Linked DNA regions of Homo sapiens: all the other regions are linked to region 1. A link is a contact called in ENCODE Hi-C data. All regions are on one chromosome and are shown on one strand. The core of a region is the stretch at or near the end of the contact, and the rest is flanking DNA. Distances in the headings are between cores, read along the strand shown.

Evidence for each region. Hi-C counts contacts between places; a loop is a spot of excess contacts on that map. Pooled maps may share reads with other maps.
Region 2: a loop to region 1 is called in a pooled map, with 6 times the contacts of the local background. The contact joins the promoter of ERO1A here to the promoter of EXOC5 in region 1. A Hi-C loop is called at or near these places in 7 of 50 pooled maps.
Region 3: a loop to region 1 is called in a map of naive thymus-derived CD4-positive, alpha-beta T cell, with 24 times the contacts of the local background. The contact joins the promoter of TXNDC16 here to the promoter of EXOC5 in region 1. A Hi-C loop is called at or near these places in 1 of 168 maps with a recorded cell type or tissue (naive thymus-derived CD4-positive, alpha-beta T cell), 1 of 37 single-sample maps with no recorded cell type and 9 of 50 pooled maps.

What each region holds. Positions count from the first base shown.
Region 1 is chr14:57,267,364-57,270,315 of GRCh38, reverse strand. It overlaps EXOC5 (exocyst complex component 5), which reads left to right and starts at 1,411. Exons shown (of 18, transcript NM_006544.4): 1 at 1,411-1,694. The coding sequence starts at 1,668. AP5M1 (adaptor related protein complex 5 subunit mu 1) reads right to left here and starts at 1,345. Exons shown (of 8, transcript NM_018229.4): 1 at 928-1,345. The coding sequence starts at 1,001. RefSeq lists enhancers at 1,181-1,380, 1,028-1,611 and a silencer at 1,921-1,980.
Region 2 is chr14:52,694,174-52,697,235 of GRCh38, reverse strand. ERO1A (endoplasmic reticulum oxidoreductase 1 alpha) reads left to right here and starts at 1,678. Exons shown (of 16, transcript NM_014584.3): 1 at 1,678-1,868. The coding sequence starts at 1,755. RefSeq lists a silencer at 1,207-1,746 and enhancers at 1,997-2,046, 1,652-2,153.
Region 3 is chr14:52,551,255-52,554,618 of GRCh38, reverse strand. TXNDC16 (thioredoxin domain containing 16) reads left to right here and starts at 2,114. Exons shown (of 21, transcript NM_020784.3): 1 at 2,114-2,303. It overlaps GPR137C (G protein-coupled receptor 137C), which reads right to left and starts at 1,783. Exons shown (of 7, transcript NM_001099652.2): 1 at 1,028-1,783. The coding sequence starts at 1,471. RefSeq lists silencers at 1,314-1,513, 1,524-1,593.

The DNA of each region.
Region 1 (2,952 bases), core at 162-2,661:
CATTTTACAATGAGTTACTGTACAATTCCCTTAACAGAGCTATTTTGATTACACAGGGCAAATTCTAATAGTGGGACCAGATCAACTTAACACAATATATGAAATAGTGAATACATTTTTTTGTGTTTCTATTTTCTTCAACAATTAGGAACTGTAAACTGATGATTTCTACCATTGACACATATTAACAAGATAAAAATAAAAGCCTGGGCGGGGCGCGGTGGCTCCTGCCTGTAATCCCAGCACTTTGAGAGCCAAGGCGGGCGGATCACGAGGTCAGGAGATCAAGACTATCCTGGCTAACACGGTGAAACCCCCTCTCTACCAAAAATACAAAAAATTAGCCGGGCGTGGTGGCGGGTGCCTGTAGTCCCAGCTACTCGGGAGGCTGAGGCAGGAGAACGGCATGAACCCGGGAGGCGGAGCTTGCAGTGAGCGGAGATCGCACCACTGCACTCTAGCCTGGGGAACAGAGCGAGACTCCGTCTCAAAAAAATAAAAACAAAAAAATAAAAGTCTGATATAACTTAGCATGGATTTTTCAGTAGAATAAGTTAAAATGTTCTGGAACGATTTTGTCAATGCATGTTGAAAAATCTGAAAATGTTTAGTGCTCAGTAAATTTTCTACCGTTCCCTTAGTCATCTCCATTTTAATTCTAAGCAGACGGAGGTCATTTTAAAACACAATACTAATAGAAAACATATACCGTAAATAATATGTACCAGTCATCAACTCAATTCTCACAACACTGTAAGGTAGGACTATTAAAATCTCCATTTAACAGACGAAACAGAGGTCTGTTAACTGGCTAGCCCAAGGTCACGCAGCTATTCGTGGCAAACCTGGGCCACGAAGCACCACAAAACTATGCTACTTCATCGATCTTCTGATCCATCATCCCTGAGGATTCAGATTTGCATTTACCTGGAGAATCTCACGGTGCCACAAAGTGGAGTTCCCGGTTCGTGGCTTATGAGCCACACTGCCCGCTGCGCCATGGTTAAGTCAGTAAAGCATTAGCTCATCTCATAATTAAGGTCGCCACCGAGGAACAGCGCAGACCGGCTTTCTCAGACAGACTCTTAACAGAAGCCCTGAGGCTCATCCTGCGCCGCATACCGGTCGCGCTCAGCAGAGAGGTTAGCTTTTTTAGGTGAAGTCACTAACGCTTCTGAGTCGCTCTAGGCCAACACACACCACAAAAAGTTCTAAGAACCCCAACCTATAACCTTGAGAAATTTACCTATACCCTGCAACTCCGGTATTTTCTTCCTCTAAATTCTACTTCCGGAATGGTGGCCCGCAAGGATCAAAGTTCCTCATACACGGTAGCGTCGAGCCTTTTTTCGGTTCTTTCGCCGCTCGTTTTATTCGCCGGCCCCTCCCGACAACCTCCCTGGCGCGCGCAGTTCCACTTCCGGCGTATGAGGCGGTGACAATGGGAGCAGCGCGGGCGGCGCCGGGAGGCAGCTGACAAGCGTTTGCGGCTTCGCTTCATGGCCGCTCTCCCGCCCCTCCTGGGATCTGTGGGGAGCTGGGGAGCCCGCAGCGGCCCGGAGCCGGAGCTGGCGAGCCGAGCGGAGACCTGTGCGCCGCGCCTCTGAGGCGCAGCATGTGAAGCGGAGACGGCATCCAGTGGGGGGCGAGCCTCTCAGCCGGCCGGGATGGCTACCACGGCCGAGCTCTTCGAGGTGGGCCCCGGCGGCTCTACAGGGAGTGGCAGGCCCGGGGTTTGCAGGCAGCTGGGTGGGCGGGCCGAGGAGCGGGCGTTTGCTGGCTGCCCAGGAGGAGCCCTCGGGAGAGAGGTGCGAAACAGAAGGGTTGGGGTGGCAGCTCCGTGTCAGCGCGGGCGGAGCGTGAAATGGGGGAGGGGTGCTTGGGGCCGAGGTGGGCTGGGCGGCCGGTCGGCAGAGAGGGGAAGCCGGGTGTCCCAAGGGAGGAGGGTTGCTTTTGTTTGTGGGGGCAAGAGGGAAAGTCTGGAAGGTTCGGGTGTTGGAAGATGTCTACTCCGGATGAGTAGTGGGAAGGGCTGACTCAGGACGAGGAAAGAGAGCCAGGAGCCTCAGGTTGGGCGAGTCTTGTCGCTGGGGTCCTCGCGGGAATAATAGGAGGAAGCCACTTGAGATCGGGACTCTTGGGGGCTTCTCGTTTTGAGTAATTATTCCATTAGTAAGGTTGCAGGTGGCATTCATAGGACTGCCAGTTTAACCTGACATTTGAAAAGGCTGGGACAATTTTTTTTTTTTTGGACAATAAAGGCCTACTTATCTCTTTCGACTGAAGAGAGATAGACTGAAGGGAGGCAAAATTCAAGTGAACACTTTATTTCATGTAATACATAATAATACACTCGAGGCATTTACGTGTATTATAAAATAAAAAAAGTTTATAAAATAAAACGAACACTTCGTTTCATGTATATAATGCACCTTAAGTGTATTATATGCATTTACATGTATTATAAAATCACCTAACTGCAAGCTAGAGAATCCTTAATATGTAATAGTGAGAATACTAATGTCTTTCCTCGAGCGTTTACAGTATCTAAACCTTAAAATTTAATTTCGTGAAGTCCGTTGTAAGAAGCTGTGATAAAAGTTTGAGATAATAGAATAGGAAAACTCTAATTAGGCTACAAAACAATGACACGTATAAAGCATCTCCTTGTGTGAAAGAAATGAAAACGGATAAGAAAAAGGAAAGAAAGACCCCTTTTTTGTGTGTGTGCTTGTGTTTCACATTGAGTAACAAAAGTGTAATAATTGAGAAGACTGTAATCCACAATAGGGAACTTCTCCATAAGTGAAAATGGTATCCTTTTTCTGCGTAAGATTCAGCAGTTTTTGTGGCTTACAATTTGAATGCCACAGTTTTAATAACAAATGGAAATTTACATTTGTTATTGTTACTATATTTTGCATATCAGTCAGCTTTTGGATAGATAATGCT
Region 2 (3,062 bases), core at 429-2,928, 4.6 Mb after region 1:
CAGGCCTGTAATCCCAGCTACTCGGGTAGCTGAGGCGTAAGAATCACTTAAACCCGGGAAGCGGAGGTTGCAGTGACCCGAGATTGCGCCACTGCACTCCAGCCTGGGTGAGGAAGTGAGAGTGTCTCAAAAAAAAGTCTTCTTAAAACAACAAACAAACAAACAAACAAAAAACAAAAAGTAAGGCCAGGTGCGGTGGCTCATGTCTGCAATTCTAGCACTTTGGGAGGCTGAGATGGGTGGGTCACCTGAGCTCAGAGCTAGAGACCAGCCTGGCCAACATGGCAAAACCCCTTCTCTACTGAAAATACAAAAATTAGCCGAGTGTGTGGTGGCTTACGCCTGTAATCCCAGCTACTGGGGAAGCTCAGGCAGGAGAATCTCTTGAACCTGGGAGGCAGAGATTGCAGTAAGCCAAGATGACGCCACTGCACTCCAGCCTGGGCGACAGAGCGAGACTCCGCCTCGAAAAAAAAAAAAAAAGTAATCCCAGCACTTTGGGAGGCTGAGGCGGGAGAATCGCTCTTGAGGAGTTTGAGACCAGCCTGGGCAACATGGTGAAACCTCGTTTCTACTAAAAATAAAATTAGCCAGGCGTGGTGGCGCACGCCTGTAGTTCATGCTACTCAGGAGGCTTAGGTGGGAGGATCGCTTGAGCCCAGGAGTTCGAGGTTGCAGTGAGCTGCGATCGCATCATTGCAGGCCAGCCTGGGTGACCCAGGGAGACCCTGTCTGGAAAAAAAAAAAGCGGATAGACTAGTCCCAACTCTGAATGTTAAAAGACCAGGACTGGGTATCAGAGGACCTCCAATCCTTGCTCACCTTACCTCACTTCTCTAGGCCTGTTTCTTCCTATGATATGAGCGGGTGGCTTCCACCCTCGCTGTCTAATACAGTGGGCACTAGCCAGCCACATTTGACTATGAAATGGGTCTAGTTCGCATCGAATACACACTGGATTTCAAAGACAAAAAAAGTCAAATATCTTATGAATAAATTTAATGTTGGTTATATTTTGAAATAATATTTTGCACATTCGGGGTTAAATAAAAATATTTTAAAAATAAAATGTACCTGTTATTTTTACTCTTTTGCTGTGGCTACTAAAAATATAAATGACATATGCTGCCCTGGTCTAGATGCTCTCTAATATCCCTTTCAGCTTTAAGACTCCGCCGGGAACACGGTGGACACGTAATTCGTACGATTTGATTGTCTCGCATTGAGATACGGAAGGATTGGCCGGGAGTGAGCGGGCTGGGGCTGGGCGGGGCGGCGCGGGGCGGGCACCCCCCGCCCCCCAACCCCGCAGGAAAACACAGGCCCCTCCGGCTTTCGCTCTCGCTCTGGGAACTGGAAGGACCCCCGACTCCCGCGCAGGGTCTGGGGTTGTGCGCGTCGGGTTGCGTCTCCAGGCCGGGGGCGTCAGGGAGCCGGGGGCGGGGACGGGCGCGGGCGCAGCGGACCGGGCGGGGCCGAGCCGGGAAGCTGGTCGGTGCGTCAGCCTCACGCGGCGGGAAGGAACCGGTCCGAGGCCCCGGGCTGCCGGCGCGGGCGCCGCGGCACGTCCACAGGCTGGGTCGCGAGGTGGCGATCGCTGAGAGGCAGGAGGGCCGAGGCGGGCCTGGGAGGCGGCCCGGAGGTGGGGCGCCGCTGGGGCCGGCCCGCACGGGCTTCATCTGAGGGCGCACGGCCCGCGACCGAGCGTGCGGACTGGCCTCCCAAGCGTGGGGCGACAAGCTGCCGGAGCTGCAATGGGCCGCGGCTGGGGATTCTTGTTTGGCCTCCTGGGCGCCGTGTGGCTGCTCAGCTCGGGCCACGGAGAGGAGCAGCCCCCGGAGACAGCGGCACAGAGGTGCTTCTGCCAGGTGAGCGATGTGCGCGTTGGTGCTGAGGGTCCCGGCGCCCTCCGCGGCGTGCACTGTCCCGCACGCCCTGGCGGGTGAGCGGCTGGGGGTGCGTCCTTGCATCTCTTCCCACCGGGAATGAGACTCCGGTGCTGCTGCCCGGTGGCCGGGACTGAGTCTGGCTTGGCGTGGACCGGGCCTCCACGGCAGCCTGGACGTCGCCGCGCCCTCCGGTGCCTCGGACCAGGAGAGGGGTTGGGTGCACGCGGTTGAGTGGGTTTATGCATCTTTGTTGGTCTTATCTGCCCGGGGAGAGTGTGCACAGTGTATAATGCCCTGCCAGTATTTGCTATTTTCACAGAACCTGGATCTTTCTCACTTCTCTCTTGACCAGGAACTTGTGTACCCAGTACCTGTGCTGCGTGCATTTCGCCAGCCTTTCTGGCTAAGACGTTTGTGGGCTGATCTCAGATTTCGATGTTAGGCGGAAGAATGGCTGCTTGCGGTTTTTCTGTGTGTAAGCCCAACTACCTGATGTCTTTGGGACTGCAGTTGCCCTCTGGTTTCTGGTCCTGTGTGCTCTTTTTCTCGAATGTAATGAGATTCTCTTATCGTGACACCCGTTAAGCTGGTACGAATTGGGAGGAAGGTCCTTATTCTTCAGTGCACAAGTTTAATTACAAGCGGATTATGATCATTTCCTTCTGTAAGAGATGTGGTTTCTTGAGCAAAAAATTGAGAGAAACTTACAGTTTTCCATTATCTTCAGTATCTAGTATTTCAATGTGATTACTCTTGTCAAAGCCACTTTTTGGTTGACTCTGTTGATAAAAATTACGTTTTATACAAAATTAAGGGTTAGGCATCCATGTTATTCCTAAGTGGATTTTGCTATTAATTTATTATCAGAAATACCATTTTATGTGTTTAGGGGCATGATACCATGTCAAAGGAAAGATGCATTTAAATATTATGAAAGGTTTCTCTTTCACTACTTTACATTCTTGGATTTTGTTGTTTTGCTGAGTGATTTGGGAGTTGAGGTGAGTGTTATCTAGGAAACTAAGGGAAGTTGAAAGAAAATTGCTACTTTACAACTGAGACATTGAAAAGTCCTTTACCTTCAATCATTACAAAGGACACACAATCAAGTACTTAAAAGGAAAAGGGTCATTTTTCTTCTGATTAGAAATATAACGCAACACCGAGATTAAA
Region 3 (3,364 bases), core at 865-3,364, 4.7 Mb after region 1:
TAAGCATATGATGTCACCTTGCTTCCTCCCCTCCTCAAGCTTTTCTTTTGGTGGGAAGGAGGACTTTTTTGGGGGAAAGTCTTAAAATATTATGGCTTAAATACCACAAGCTGACACACATGATTGACAACCTTACACTCCCAAACCTGTTTGAAATGGGTCAAATACCTAAGCGCTGCAGAACAATGCAATCCAACCAGCAATTCCCCATAAAAGAGAAAGGGGGTGTGATTAGGTTCCAGATATTAAGCAAGTTATTGCAAAAACAGTTTGGTGGTTTTGTTTCTGCAATAGGCACAGGTTAAGCTAGTATTTTTTTCTCTTAATTAGCTCCAAAAAAGACTATGCTAATAGGAGGTAGGATAAACCGCTAAAGCACGAAGCAACTGGGGCAAACATTAAGGGCTTTATGGAGGTCCTTATCCTGATCCTCAGCATTGGTTATTGATCATCAACCCTGCTGGGGAACTATCGAACGAAATTTATGTGAGGCTTATCGAGCCACAGGAAAGGAGATGCAGGAGGGAATATAAGCTTCTAATAAAAGAAACGCAGCAACAATAGCAGAGGAACAGCTCTGCCTGGTGACGTAATGGCTGGCAGCAGTCCAGCTTCAGCAGAGCTGCTGCTACCTCAGCATCCAACCTCCCTCAACACAGTCCGGCTTCGGCAGAGCCACCGGGGCTGCTACTTCTTGCGATGCCACTTTGTTGGTGCCACCAACGCCTTACCTCGGAGGGCCAGAACACCGAACAAAGGGTTCGTTCCGTTGCTGTTTTAAGTTGTCAGACACACACACTCACTCACTCACCCCCTAGCCCGAACCCCTCAGTAATCAAGCCAATCAGCCACTTAAGTTTAAGGCGAAAACACTGGCTCACACTCCAGGTGTGCCTCAGTTTCCCCAGGCTGGTTTCCAGTCCGCCTCTCGCTGCCCACCCCCCGCCCCCGCTGGTCCTCAGCGGGAGTTGATCCCGGCGGCCCCGCGCACCCGCCCGGGCCCCGCATGCCGGCCCTCCCGCCTTACCTCCGCCAGGTAGAGGTTGAGGAGACAGAGCGTGGAGAACTGGAGACAGGAGGGGAAGCAGTAGAGCAGCCAGTGGGGGAAGAAGTGCAGGTGAGCGGGCGGCCGGAGCAAGGGCAGGGAGCCGCTGAGCGAGAAGGCGGCGGAGAAGAGGGTGGTCCTGAGCGCTGCCCACAGGAGACAGAGGAAGAGGCAGAGGCTCTGGTAACTCAGCCGCCGCTCGCGGTACAGGAGCAGCCGCCACAGCTGCAGGTAGGCAAAGGCGAACAGCGCGGCGTAGAGCAGGGCGTGCAGGACGCTCAGCGCCAACTGCACGGAGCCCGGCACCGCGGCGCCTGAGGCTGCAGCGACGGCGCCTCCGCCTCCGCTGCCCCCGCCGGGCGTGGAGGGCTCGCGGCCGGCTGCGGGGGCGGCAGCGGCCGCCGGACCCGGCACGGACACCCTCATGAGGGGGCTGGGGGCCGGGCGAGCGAGCGCGGGAAGGAAGGGGCTGGACTCGGAGCCGCCGTCGAAGGGGAGAAGGACTGCCCCCTTACCCCCCACCCACCCCAGCCTCTAACCCCAGGAAGCGCCGTGACGGGACCCGGAGTCCAGCGCAAAGCAGCCGCGGCTCCCCCGGACCCCGCCTCCTCTTTCCCCCCACCCCCCGGGGGTCTCGGCTCCTCCTGCTGCGGCTCGGCTCCGTAGCTGCAAAAAACAACTCTCGGCTGGAGACAATCAGCTGAGAAACCCGAGCATTTGAGGCGCTCGCTCCGCACTGTGGGCTCGCGCCGATTGGCCCAGGCAGGCACGCCCCCTGAGCGCCGCGCTCGGAAGGCCACGGGCCGCAGGACCCGTCGCTCGAGGGCCCCGAGATCTGATTGGGCGCGTAATTTCCCTACTTTCTCCCGCCCCTGTACTTCCCACCCACGCTGCTGATTGGCCCTGCTACTGCACCGCCCGTTCGCGCCGGCGGGAGGACTCTGTAATCGTCTGTCACTCTCGCTCCGCCCACCACGTTTCCCATTGGTTAGAGAGTGCCTCGCGTAGGGAGCACGAGGAGAAGGAGGAGCTTCGCAGGTTGTTTTTTCCCAGGAGGCCGACTCCGCCGAGTCGGTGGCGGCTGCAGGCTGGGAGGGAGAAGTGCTACGCCTTTGCAGGTTGGCGAAGTGGTTCCAGGCTACCCGGCTAGTCTGGCACGGCCCCGTCTTCTGCCTCCTCCTCCGTCGCGTGGCGGCGGGAACTGTTGGCCGCGCGGCCTCGGGAACGGCCCAGGTCCCCGCCCGCAGGTCCCGGGCAGGTAGGTGACAGCGCTGGCCCTTCAGGCTGTGGGCTCTGCCTGCAGACCCGGGGATTCAGACGAAGCAGCTTTCTGTAGCCAGGGCTGCACTGCACAGCTCCGGAGTCTGACTTAAGACACCCGTCTCTGGGGCACCGAAGGGCCTCACCTGGAGCCTCCTGAGGGCATTTTGCTTTCTCTTTTCGCTGCATGAACGGCGGGAAACACCGGAGCCCTTTGTGGGTCGAGGGGATGGAAAGGGGCGACGGGGAGAATCGGAGCTCTTAAGTGAAAGACCCTTTCCTCCCAAGGCCAAGGGAAATGTCTCTTAAGGAAGAGTAGTAGTAGTATCAGATGGATGTTGAAGCGATCTGTGAGCAGGGGGAAGCTGGTTCTTTCAAACGTAGAATTTGGGAAGATGCTCTGGGCTTAAGTTTTGGGAAAAAGGCAGAAACAGACTTGTAAGTATGATGATTGCCTGGAGAGGAAGTAGAATATTCTGTACTGTTTAAATTCCACATGTATCGAAGCCTTGGACCTGTGTATGGTAGATGGTGGCGCTATTCCTGGGCCTGAGAGAGAAAATACATGCTGTGTTACTGCTGTGAAGAACCGAGGAATAATCAGATCGACTAACGTATATTGGGCCGGCACATAGTTGTTGACTTTTTTTTTTCCTATTTGGAAATAAGATTAGCAAGTAGTGCAAAATTAAAAGGAAATAATTTGTTTTCTTTAGAATACACAGCACATTACGAATTCAGTATCCTTGTGAAAGACATTGCTACGTTTATTGGAGCAACAAAGACCCAGCTTTTCTTACCTCACCATCCTTTGTCCTATGCTTTTTTTTTTTTTTTTCCTTTTTTTCATGCAGGGTCTCGCTCTGTCGCCCAGGCTGTAGTGACAGTTCACTACAAACCTCCACCTCCTGGGCACAAGCAGTCCTCCCACCTCAGCCTCCCAAGTAGCTGGGACTACAGGCACTGGAGCCACCATGCCCGGCTGATTTTTTTTTTTTTTTTGGTAGAGACGAGGTTTCACTATATTGTCCAGGCTGGCCTTTGTCATATGCTTTGCCC